2 separate regions of the Homo sapiens genome follow, and region 1 is linked to region 2. A link is an interaction called in ENCODE POLR2A ChIA-PET data of the cell type or tissue named here. Cell type or tissue: MCF 10A. All regions are shown on one strand. Each heading gives the region's core, and the rest is flanking DNA. Links, peaks and the distances in the headings are about the cores only. Region 1 overlaps SDC4 (syndecan 4). Region 2 holds the start of PIGT (phosphatidylinositol glycan anchor biosynthesis class T).

What was found. Peaks named below come from ENCODE experiments on the same cell type or tissue, not always from the same donor. Only the 100,000 strongest peaks of a DNase experiment are listed, where the experiment ranks them.
Region 1: POLR2A ChIA-PET joins it to region 2 with 26 read pairs; 23 of 35 experiments call an interaction of 5 or more read pairs at or near these places.

Annotation. Positions count from the first base shown.
Region 1 is chr20:45,334,605-45,339,982 of GRCh38, forward strand. It overlaps SDC4 (syndecan 4), which reads right to left. Exons shown (of 5, transcript NM_002999.4): 2 at 1,178-1,316. Among named protein-coding and RNA genes, the nearest start is that of SDC4, 11 kb to the right of the region's middle. In MCF 10A, for the core only: no CTCF peak of the experiment used is centred there; DNase peaks (open chromatin) are centred at 2,187, 3,347 and 4,747.
Region 2 is chr20:45,413,094-45,418,447 of GRCh38, forward strand. It overlaps PIGT (phosphatidylinositol glycan anchor biosynthesis class T), which reads left to right and starts at 3,048. Exons shown (of 12, transcript NM_015937.6): 1 at 3,048-3,250; 2 at 3,424-3,601. The coding sequence starts at 3,064. It overlaps LOC107985405 (a long non-coding RNA gene), which reads right to left and starts at 5,290. Exons shown (of 2, transcript XR_001754640.2): 1 at 5,121-5,290; 2 at 1-3,724. In MCF 10A, for the core only: no CTCF peak of the experiment used is centred there; a DNase peak (open chromatin) is centred at 3,008.

The DNA of each region.
Region 1 (5,378 bases), core at 219-5,218, 78 kb before region 2:
CAGCCTCCCAAGTAGCTGGGATTACAGGCACTCGACACCACACCTGGCTAATTTTTGTATTTTTAGTAGAGACGGGGTTTCACCATGTTGGCCAGGCTGGTCTCAAACTCCTGACCTCGTGATCTGCCTGCCTTGGCCTCCCAAAGTGCTGGGATTACAGGCATGAGCCACCGTGCCCGGCCATAAAATTTATTTTTTTTTTAAACCAAACACACACGTACTGAGTGCTTGGTAGGTGCCAAAAGCTTTAAGTCAGTTCAGTCCCCACAACACTGATGTACTATCTTTATTATTCCCATTTTACAGATTAGAAAACTGAAGCTCAGTTCACACAGGATGGAGGCTTGAACTCAGGACCATGTGACTCCAAAGCTAAAACTTGCAAAGCTAAAACTTGCAATCATTAACACCTCTCTGCACATAGGAGGGACACTTATTAGCTGTCTGGCCTAGAGGCCTTGGGCCCTTCACCCGCCCCCACCCCCACTGAAGCAGGGACTTGTTCTTGGTTTCCCAACTACATCTCTGCCCACTCATGCCCCCTCCCACCCCATCCCCACTTCTAAGCTGCTACTTTTCCTTTTTTGTTTTGAGACAGGGTCTCACTCTGTCACCCAGGCTGGAGTGCAGTAGCATGATCTTGGCTCACTGCAGCCCCAACCTCCTAGGCTCAAGGGATCGTCCCACCTCAGCCTCCCAAGTAGCTGGGACTCCTACAGGTGCATGCCACCACATCCAGCTAATTTTTGTGTTTTTGTAGAGACAAGTTCTCACCATGTGGCCCAGGCTGGAACTTTTCCTTTCAAAAAAAGGAAAACACTCTATGGGTCCTCCTTCCCCACTCCCACCCTGTCCTGCCACCCATCCTACCCTCACCCCACCCCCACCATGCCCTGCAGAAAAGAGAAGAGCTTATGAGGACACGTTCAGGCTGGAGCTCAGAAAACCCAGAGCTACCAATGACTTCAAAGCAGCAAACAGCTTGTCCCCAGGGGCTCTCAGGGATGGAATAGGTTAATCCATTACTTTTGTTTCCCCTTTTTTTGAGAAGGAAGAAGGGCACTCTAGGAAAAGTCCCACAAAAATCCAAGTCTCAAGGCATGGTCACCCTCCTGGCTGGTGAAGCCACCACTCCCTCCAGCTTTGTGCCTACGCCTGCCCAGCACACCTTCCGTACCCAGATCTCCAGAGCCAGACAGCTCAAAGTCATCAGATTCCTGCCCGGGCCCCACTACATCCTCATCGTCTGGTAGGGCTCCGGAGAAGTATCGGCCTTCTAGGAGGTCCTGGGGGTCGATGACCTCAGTCTCTCGGATCTAAGATAAAGAAAGGAGACACATCAGCCAACATCCCCAGTGCTCCATGACAGCTGATGCCCAAAAGCTAGTGAAGTGGGCATTCAGAAACTAGAAAGAGACCAGGCCAGGGCCTGGAGACCTGCGTCCTGGATCCCACTCTACCTCTAACTCACCGCGTGTCCTTAGGCAAGTCTCTTTCCATTCTGGGCAAATAAAAATAGTACATGAGGCTGGGCACAGTGGCTCACACCTGTAATCCCAACACTTTGGGAGGCGGAGGCAGGCAGATCACTTGAGGTCAGGAGTTCAAGACCAGCCTGGCCAACATGGTGAAACCCCGTCTCTACTAAAAATACAAAAATCAGCTGGGCGTGGTGGCTTACGCCTGTAGTCCCAGCTACTCGGGAGGCTGAGACAGGAGAATTGCTTGAACCCGGGAGGCGGAGGTTGCAATAAGCCAGGATCACGCCGTTGCACTCTAGCCTGAGCTACAGAGTGGGACCCCCGTCTCAAAAAAAATAAAAACAGTAAATGAGGTAATAATCAAATTATTAATATGGCTAGATATCCTTTACCGAGCACTTGCTATGTGCTGGGCCCTGTTTTAATAACTCTGGAGGCATGTTATTCACTTCTTTTTACAGCCGAGGGAGTCATTTTCTTTTGGTGACACAGCTGGCAGATGGAAGAGCGAGGATTGCATACGCAGGGCTGCCTGACTTCAGAGCCAGGAGTCTCCATGCACAGGGCCCTGGGATGCTACACTCCAGGGCTCTGTGATGCAGTGGCAGCTGATTCACACAGGACAGGGAGTGGGCTCCTGGTTCTGGTCTTGCCCAGTCCAGGATACTTTTCCCAGCTGAGTCAGTCTGGGCCGGGACAGACAGGGCTGCCTCACGCACACCCTAAGACAGCCTCAGGTCAGGGCGCTGCCCAGACCTGATGACTCAGGAGTGTACTCCTGGATTCAGTCTTGCCTTCCAAACATCTCCCACAGATCTACTCTGCTGCCAGCACCATGCAGACACCGAGAGGCACAATCCCTACCCTCACAGACCATCCACTCCAGTACCCATAATCATCACTCAGCCACTACCCTGTGGAGACACAGCTGATCAGGACAGAGTCTCAGGTCCACTCCCACCAAACCGCTTGCCAAAAGAAAGTGTCAAAGGTCCCGGGCAGCCCTACAGTACATCAGTTACCCTGCTCCCATCCTGTAGCTCCACCGAGTGGGAACAATGTACCCTCAAGAGCACAGGAAACATTTGGATGCCCATCACCCTTCCTCCAGCTTCTGGGCTCAGGCTTCTGTTTGCCCAGAGAACAGCAGCTCTGAGCAAAGTTCATTATTCTACTAATTAATTCAAACACTAAAGTGCCTAGTATTTGCCAGGAGAGTTGGGGTTTTTCATTAAGTTCAATACACCATGCCCCTCCCGCTGAAAGACATTCCCATCTTCTCCAGACGCCATAACTGCAGGAGCTGGGGGTCTGCTTAGAATCACAGAATGCCAGGACCCAAGGAGCTCCTGTCCTCCCGTTTCACACAACTTGAATCTGAGCCCGGAACAGGGCAGGGACTTGCCCAAGGTCACACAGAGCGTTCGCTACATAACTCAGGATAGAAAGAGGTCAGGTCTCTGTTTCGGACACCCCAGGCAGTCCTTCACTCAGCTGAGACTGCCATTGACAAAGGAGGGTGTCTGAGAAGGAACATCTGTCCCTAAGATAAGGTTATTATCATTGCAGGAGAGGCCCAGGAAAGCTGCTTCAGAGCCACTCCTGTACTCTCCCCACTGGGCTTCTGGGGAGAGGCAGGTGGAACCTGACCCTCATGCACCCTCTTCCACCCCCACAGAGGGAGAATGCTGGATTCCCGGAAGGGAGCGGGGTCAGGCCACAAGGAAGGCAGTGGCCAGGAATCACTCTCTCCCGGGGAGTGGGGAGAATGCTGAACGCTTGGCACCCGTGGGGGTGGAAAGCCAGAGAGGTTAAGTGCTGCTCAGAGATGACTTCATGACTCGGGAATCAGGAGCTGCCGGGCTGCTGGTGCTGGAATTCAAGCCCCCGCACATAGCCCGTGCCTGTGGCTTTGGTTTGGCAGAGCAGGAGGAAGGCTCCTCATGGCTGCCCAAGTGCCTATACCTAAGGGCAGGGTCCCTGTGCTCCTACCTCCATCTCCTGTGGCAAATCCCCCAAGAACCCAAGTGACAGGCCTTAACCAAGCACACAGCCTGTCTAGGTCCTTTTAATAGTCCCTTTTTGCAGAGATGGAAACAAGGGCTCAGAAAAGTAAAGTCACTTGTCCAAGGCCACACAAGCAGGAAGTAGCCACACTGGGCCAGAACCCAGGCTTCACTGACCTGGACATTTAACCACAAACACATAAACACACGCATGAACACATATGTACACGGGGTCACCAGCCTGCCCCAGGCTCCAAGGGAGCCCTGTTAAGTAGGGGGGTCAATCTAGCCGGGAGAAAGAAAGAATGGTACACTTTGGCCAGCTGTTGACCAGGTCAAAGTCCTCAACAGGGGCTGTAGTTCCATCAGGAGACTTGTCTCAGGCTGAGAGACCTTTTCCCACCCCTCACTGCCCCCAGGAGCCATGGAAGGTTGTTTATGCATCCAGCCTCTCTTTCAGTATGTGAAAGTGCTAAGAGGTATTTCAAAACAACCCATGGGATTAGCATGCCCACTGGCTGTTAGGAATTACCTCCGTTTTACATTAGAGAAATGAAGGCTATGAGCGAAAGTGGGGCGTGAAGATCTTGCAGCCAAGTCAGCAGCAAAACCAAGGCTGAAACCAAGATTTATTCCCAGTTCAGCCCTCTTTGTGGGCACCTGTTCATCCTTAACCCTTCATTTTTATACTCAGTTTCCAAAAAAGAAACTAGTCTAGTCTGAAGTCACCCCGGGGCTCCGCGGCACGGCCTGGATTCGATCCTATTTCAAAGCTCTGAAAAGATGGAGTCTTCAAAGGCTGCATTTAGATGAGCCCAGGATTTCCCTCCTACAGCAAGTCAAGGGGCTGGGAAGAAACTTCTTCCAGCTCCCAGTGGTGATAGGAGGACACAGGGAATTAAATCTCTCCTTGAGCTCTGGAAGCCCCCTCTCTGCCCTGTTTTGGTCCCTTCTCCACCCATGACCTCTGACAAGAGGGAAGGCAACTCCAAAGTGGATAAGAGCCATTTAGGACTAGGCCAGCAAGACGGGACCAAGCCCCGTGGGATTGTGGGCAATCACTCTTTTTTGTGTAAAGGTTGGGAAGGCACCAACGGTCCTCCTCTCCTCCGCCCTCTTTTCAGATAAAGCCCATTGAGTCTGGGGTGACTTTGAAGAACCAGGCCACCCAGCAGCCAGGCCCAGCCCTGACCAGAGATGGACCCCGCCCTGCTCCTGGCTAAGAATGTGGTCTGTTCTCCTCAGCTCACCCCACCTTTGCCCAGGCATGTGTGTTCGTGTGTATACATGCACAGGCACCCTCTCTGGGCTCTCAAGTCTCCTTGTATCTTTGTCCCTTTCATGAACACACAACAGAAATTACCAACTAAGTAAGACAGTGGTGGCTAGGCACAGTGGCTTAATCCCAACATTTTGGGAGGCCAAGGTGGGAGGCTCACTTGAGCCCAAGAGTTTGAGATCAGCCTGGGCAACATGGTGAAACCCCATCTCTACAAAAATTAGCCAAATGTGGTTGTGCACGCCTGTGGTCCCAGCTACTCGGGAGGCTGAAGTGGGAGGATCACTTGAGCCCAGGAGGTCGAGGTTGCAGTGAGCTACGATCGTGCCACTGCACTCCAGCCTGGGTGACAGAGGAAGACCCTGTCTCCAAAAAATAAAAAATAGGGCAATGGGCCTAGGTCCCACAGACTCTGCTGGCCCTGTGGCTGGTGGGGATCTGGGATTAGTGCCTGGGGGTTTAGAGATACTACATTCTTCCCCAGACTGTTGGGGAGAAAGAAGGGAGGGGAAGTGCTCTTTTGTTCTACAGAAACTAACACCTGCCAACAGAAGGTATCTGATTTTATAACCTAGCAAACAGACAAGACAAGGGATTTTGCCAAGGTCATCC
Region 2 (5,354 bases), core at 1-5,000:
AAACTTATGGGGGTTTCAAACGTACAACAAATATAGAAAGAAAAATATCCCAGGTTCTCATCATACAGCTTAAAAAATCATCAAAATAGTACCAAGATTGTATCATCTACCCACCACATATTTTTAGTGGAAAGACATTTATGATAACTCTTGAAAGAAAGAGTAGACTATAAAACACCATATTCAATATGGTCACTTTTTAAAAAAATGATAATCTTCAGATTCACCATTTGATTATAGTGTTGCATTAAAGTTAAACCGTGGTTTATGGCAGCCCAGAGCCTAGCTGTCTGGTTTTTGAGGCCACACAGTGCCTTTGGAGGTGGGAGGAAGATCTGGAGCCAACTCTAAGTCAAGGAGCCCAGCTTTCAGTCTCCAAGCTACAGCGTGGCTTCTGATATTTGCACGGACTTGTCATAGGGTGGACATCCTGACACACTTCGGAAAGGAGGCACCACAGCTCAGAAAAAGTTTCCTTAGAAGGCTTACACTGTAGCAACCCCAGGAGTGCACAGAACTTGACACTGAACAGCATGGCAGAGTAGGGAAAATACAGAACTGTGCTATGATGTCATCTTGTTTGTTCATTCATTCACACATTACTGAGCACCTACTATGTGACAGTCACCTTGCTTAGGCAACAGAAATACTAAGGTGACCATGAGCTCTTCCAGGAGCAGACACAGACACAGGTAATGGAAACAATGTGATGAGAGATGTAGCAGAAGTACATGAAGCCTGTAGACCACTAGAGGAGGAGAAGGTAAGTCTTCACTAGAGGTGGCTGGGTCCTGAATGATGGAGATGGGCAATTTCAAAAGGAAAACAGAGAAGTACAAAATAGTCATAATGATGGCAGCTACCTTTAAAAAAGTATTATTTTGAGGTTTGATAGTGTAGACTATAGTCCTAGCTCCATCACTCATTGTAATCTTTATTATCTTAGTTTATGTACTTCTTAATAATAACACTCAAGCAACCCTATCACTTAGGCACTATTATCTACATTTACATATTAGTGCCTAGGTGACAGGGTTGAGTGTTACTATTAAGCACTTGCTACATTCCATATCCTACATGTACATAATTTCTCATCTTAACAACAACCTTGAAAGTAGGTTTCTTCATTATACAAATGAAGAAAAGTGACACTTGGGTTGATCATGCTCATATGGATTAAAGGCTGGCATAGGGATTTGGACTCCTGTCTTTCTGACATCTAAGCCCATGGCCTTCCTAATATTTCGTGTCTAATGGGGCAGGAACACTGAATGCAGGCAGAATGAAGGCATAATGAGATAAAGACATCTTTCTGACATTTCCTTTCTGGAAATGTCTGGTTGGTTGGCGCATATCTTGGCAGACCTGCCTGACACCAAATTGGCTCTTTCTAGAAGTGTGGTCATGAGTGTCACCAAGAGACTGTTCATGAAATCCTTCATGAATGTGTTTCCCATAGGGCAGGTGGAAAAACTAAAGCATGACTTTAACTTTGGAACTCCGAAAAAGTCAATAAAAAGACAAGCCAGTAAACAAAGGGGTGAGGGTGCAGAAGACTTTAACAGACCTTTCACAAAAAAATAAAAATTAAATTAAAAAATAAATGGCAAATAAGCACATGAACAGATGCTTAACATTTTTAGTTACCAGGGAAATGCAAATTAAAACCACAATGAGCAAACACTACATACATACCCAAGTGGTCAAAACTAAAAAGTACAAAAAATTAGAAACTTCAAATGCTGACCAGGATGTGGTACAATGGAGACTCATAGTTTATGGAAACATAAAATGATACATTTTGGAGAAAGGTCTGACAGTTTCTTATAAAATTAAACATACACCTGCTCTCTGACCCAGCAATTCCACTCTTAAATACCTGGCCAAAGGATATGAGAAATATACGTCTACAAAGGAGCTTGCACAGACAGCAGCCTTGTTAATAATAACCAAAAACTTTAAAAGTGCCCATCAAGAGTTGAATGGATAAATTAATAATACTACGCAGTAATAAAAAGAATTGTGGATACATGCAAGAACATGGATGATTCTCAAAAACATTCTTCCCATGAGAAAAAAAAAAGCCTTACACAGTATACATACTATATGATTTCATTTATATTTAGTTCTGGAACAGATTAATCTATTGTGGGAAAAAATCAGGGTACTAACTGCCTCTGGAAGGTGATAGAGGAGCAGGGATTGACTAGGAAAGGGTATTGCTAATTTTCTGGGGTTTTAGGAATGTTCTGTATCATGATAGGAGTTCGGGTTACATAGGTGTGTGCATTTGTCAAAACTCAGTGAATGTGTACTTTGGATTTGTGCATTTCACTGTATGTGAATTTTACATCAAAATGCAATCGAATACTGAACTCTAGTTAATTATATGCATGCTTAACTACTTAAAGGAAAGTGTACTAATGTCTGCAATTTACTTTGAAGTGCACCAAAACACAAGATGGAATGATGGATGTATAGACAAATATGTGGTAAAGTACAAGTATAGTATAATGTAAATAGTAGAATCTAGGTGGTGGAAAATAGGTTTATTGTAACAGGTGCTCATTCTTTCAATTTTGTTTGAACATTTTCGTAATAAAAGAACCACTTATTTGGGGGTTTTGCAGCAAATGGAGACACTAGAAGCTAAGAGGGGCAGGAGGTTCCTCTTACTTTGGGAAATGCAAATTAAAACCACAATGGTTTTCCCAAAAGTAATTGATCTTTTTCAGTCAATGTTTCCTCAACTATCAAATGGGTAAAATGGCAGTGAAGGAGCTTCATATTATTAAGCATTTCCTGGTGGGTGGAATACGCCATGAACTAGGTGCGGCCTCAAGCTGGTTACTCGCCCTGCCTACTCCCTCTCGTGTCCTCCCAGTACCCCCTTAGACCCACCAGCTCTGAGGGAATCTTCGCGACCTGCGCAGGCGGTCGCTCTGATAACCGCATCCCGGTTTCCGGGACGACAGCGGAAGTCACTTCTCACACGCCTTTCTTATTGGATACCGGCTTTTCATGGGGCCGAGCGCCGCTGGGTAGGCGGAAGTAGCCGCAGGCATGGCGGCGGCTATGCCGCTTGCTCTGCTCGTCCTGTTGCTCCTGGGGCCCGGCGGCTGGTGCCTTGCAGAACCCCCACGCGACAGCCTGCGGGAGGAACTTGTCATCACCCCGCTGCCTTCCGGGGACGTAGCCGCCACATTCCAGTTCCGCACGCGCTGGGATTCGGAGCTTCAGCGGGAAGGAGGTGAGGGCGCGAGATCTGACCAGGGAAAGATTTCCGTAGTGCCTGCTGGCTGGCCGGCCGTGGGATGAAGGCAAACTTTGGGGGCGGGGCCTAATTCCTGGGTAGAGTTCGGGATCCTGGGTGTGGACCCCGACGAGGTGGGGATCGTCACTCACCTGCTCCCGTTTCCCCAGTGTCCCATTACAGGCTCTTTCCCAAAGCCCTGGGGCAGCTGATCTCCAAGTATTCTCTACGGGAGCTGCACCTGTCATTCACACAAGGCTTTTGGAGGACCCGATACTGGGGGCCACCCTTCCTGCAGGCCCCATCAGGTGCAGAGCTGTGGGTCTGGTTCCAAGACACTGTCACTGAGTGAGTGCACACCTTGGGCCCTGTTGCAGGCCATGGAGGGAATGTGGCTGGGAGAGTGTTGTCATCCTGCCACTGCTCTTGGGGACAGCACTTCCAGTAGGCAGCGATTCCATGGGGGTAGAGCTGGCATTGGAAGTAAGAAATGTTACCACAGATGAATAAACTTCCCAATCCTAAAACTTTCAGACCTGAGGTAGCACATGCATATCCCTGGAGAGGCAAATAGCAAACAATTAATGCTTATTTGGAGGTAAGGCAGTAGAAAACTGGCAACTGGATAACCTTTTAAAAGGCATTCATTAATATTTTTTAAATGATAATAAATACCACGAAAGCCAACCATAACATATCTGTGGGTTACAACTGGCCAACAGGATGCTACATCACAGTGTTAGAGGAACTGCTTTTGTTTGGGAGGGGGCAGGTCTAGTTACTGTGCCTACTACAAACCGCTATTTCCCAGTGGCTGCTGTGGCTATCCTGTTTAGAATAGAACCTTTCTGTGCAGTGGTTGCAAACAGGTCTACATGGGCCACACAGGTAAGGAATGAATAAAGGTATTTTTAAAATTGACAAACACAGGAATGAGAAATATATCTCATTTTCCTCTTAATCCCACTATAAGAAATCAATAGTGCAAGTATGATATAACAAGTTTTAGGGCAATAAAAAGGAGCAGCAGGAATTGTGGCAGGCTAGAGAGTTTGTGTGACATTCTAACGAGGACAGCTCTGCCACTCAGCTTCTATGGATTGTTGCCATGTGGGAATAGAGGCCTAATGTGGTCAGAGTCAAATGTTTCTAAAAATTTTTTGTAGAAACAAGGTCTCACTATATTGCCCAGGCTGGTCTCGAACTCCTGGGTTCAAGCGATCCTCCTGCCTCAGCCTCCCAAAGTGTTGGGATTACAGGCAAGAGCCACCACACCTGGCCTCATTTTTCAAGAGATACCAGAAATCTGGAATTTAATGTGAAAATTGGCAAATTCAAATATCAGCAAGTAATTTAAAAATTTTTTGAGTGCTGTGCGGGTCAATGTTGTGCATACCAAATGAAGCATGTTTATGGTTTGAGTAGAGCTTTCCGGCTTCAAGTTTGCCATTTTTATTTGAGGCTTAAGGATTGGAGCAGTTGAAAAGCTCTGAACATAGAATTATCAAAAGCTCCTGGACAACACTAAGGAATAAGGAATAAGCAGTAACTCCCCAGCTTGCCAAGACTTTCTCTCTTGCCTCAACTCTGGCTCCCCTACCCTTTCCTGTCTACTCTGCTGTCACTGTCTTCCCTCAGCCCGTAATTGCCTGAAATGTGGAGCAAATGCTTAGAATTCTTTCTAGTGCTTATTAAGTTTTATGCTTTCTCTATTACTGAGAGCAAATCTCTTTTGATATTTCTCCAAGAAAAGAACATTAATTTAATTTGATGTTTTTATGAAATCCTAGAACAGTTGTTTTTCCCATGTTCAGTGAGCTTTTTTGGATATAAGACTTCTCACCATGATAGTAGAATCAGGACTTACCTTTATTCCCAGAGTATACACAGGGTAGTATGCATTGTTTTGCCCAGCCCAGCACATTCAAGGAAGATCAGTGAGCTCATTTCAGCTCTGATACATGAGGCGCTTTCCATGGTGTCAGGGGAAGTACATAGATGACCCAGACTGGTCCTTGTCCTCAAGTTGCTTACAGCCTAGTTAGGGAGAAAAGGTGGTCAGGACACGATGCTGCTGCCACCTAGCCATCTCCCAGGAGGG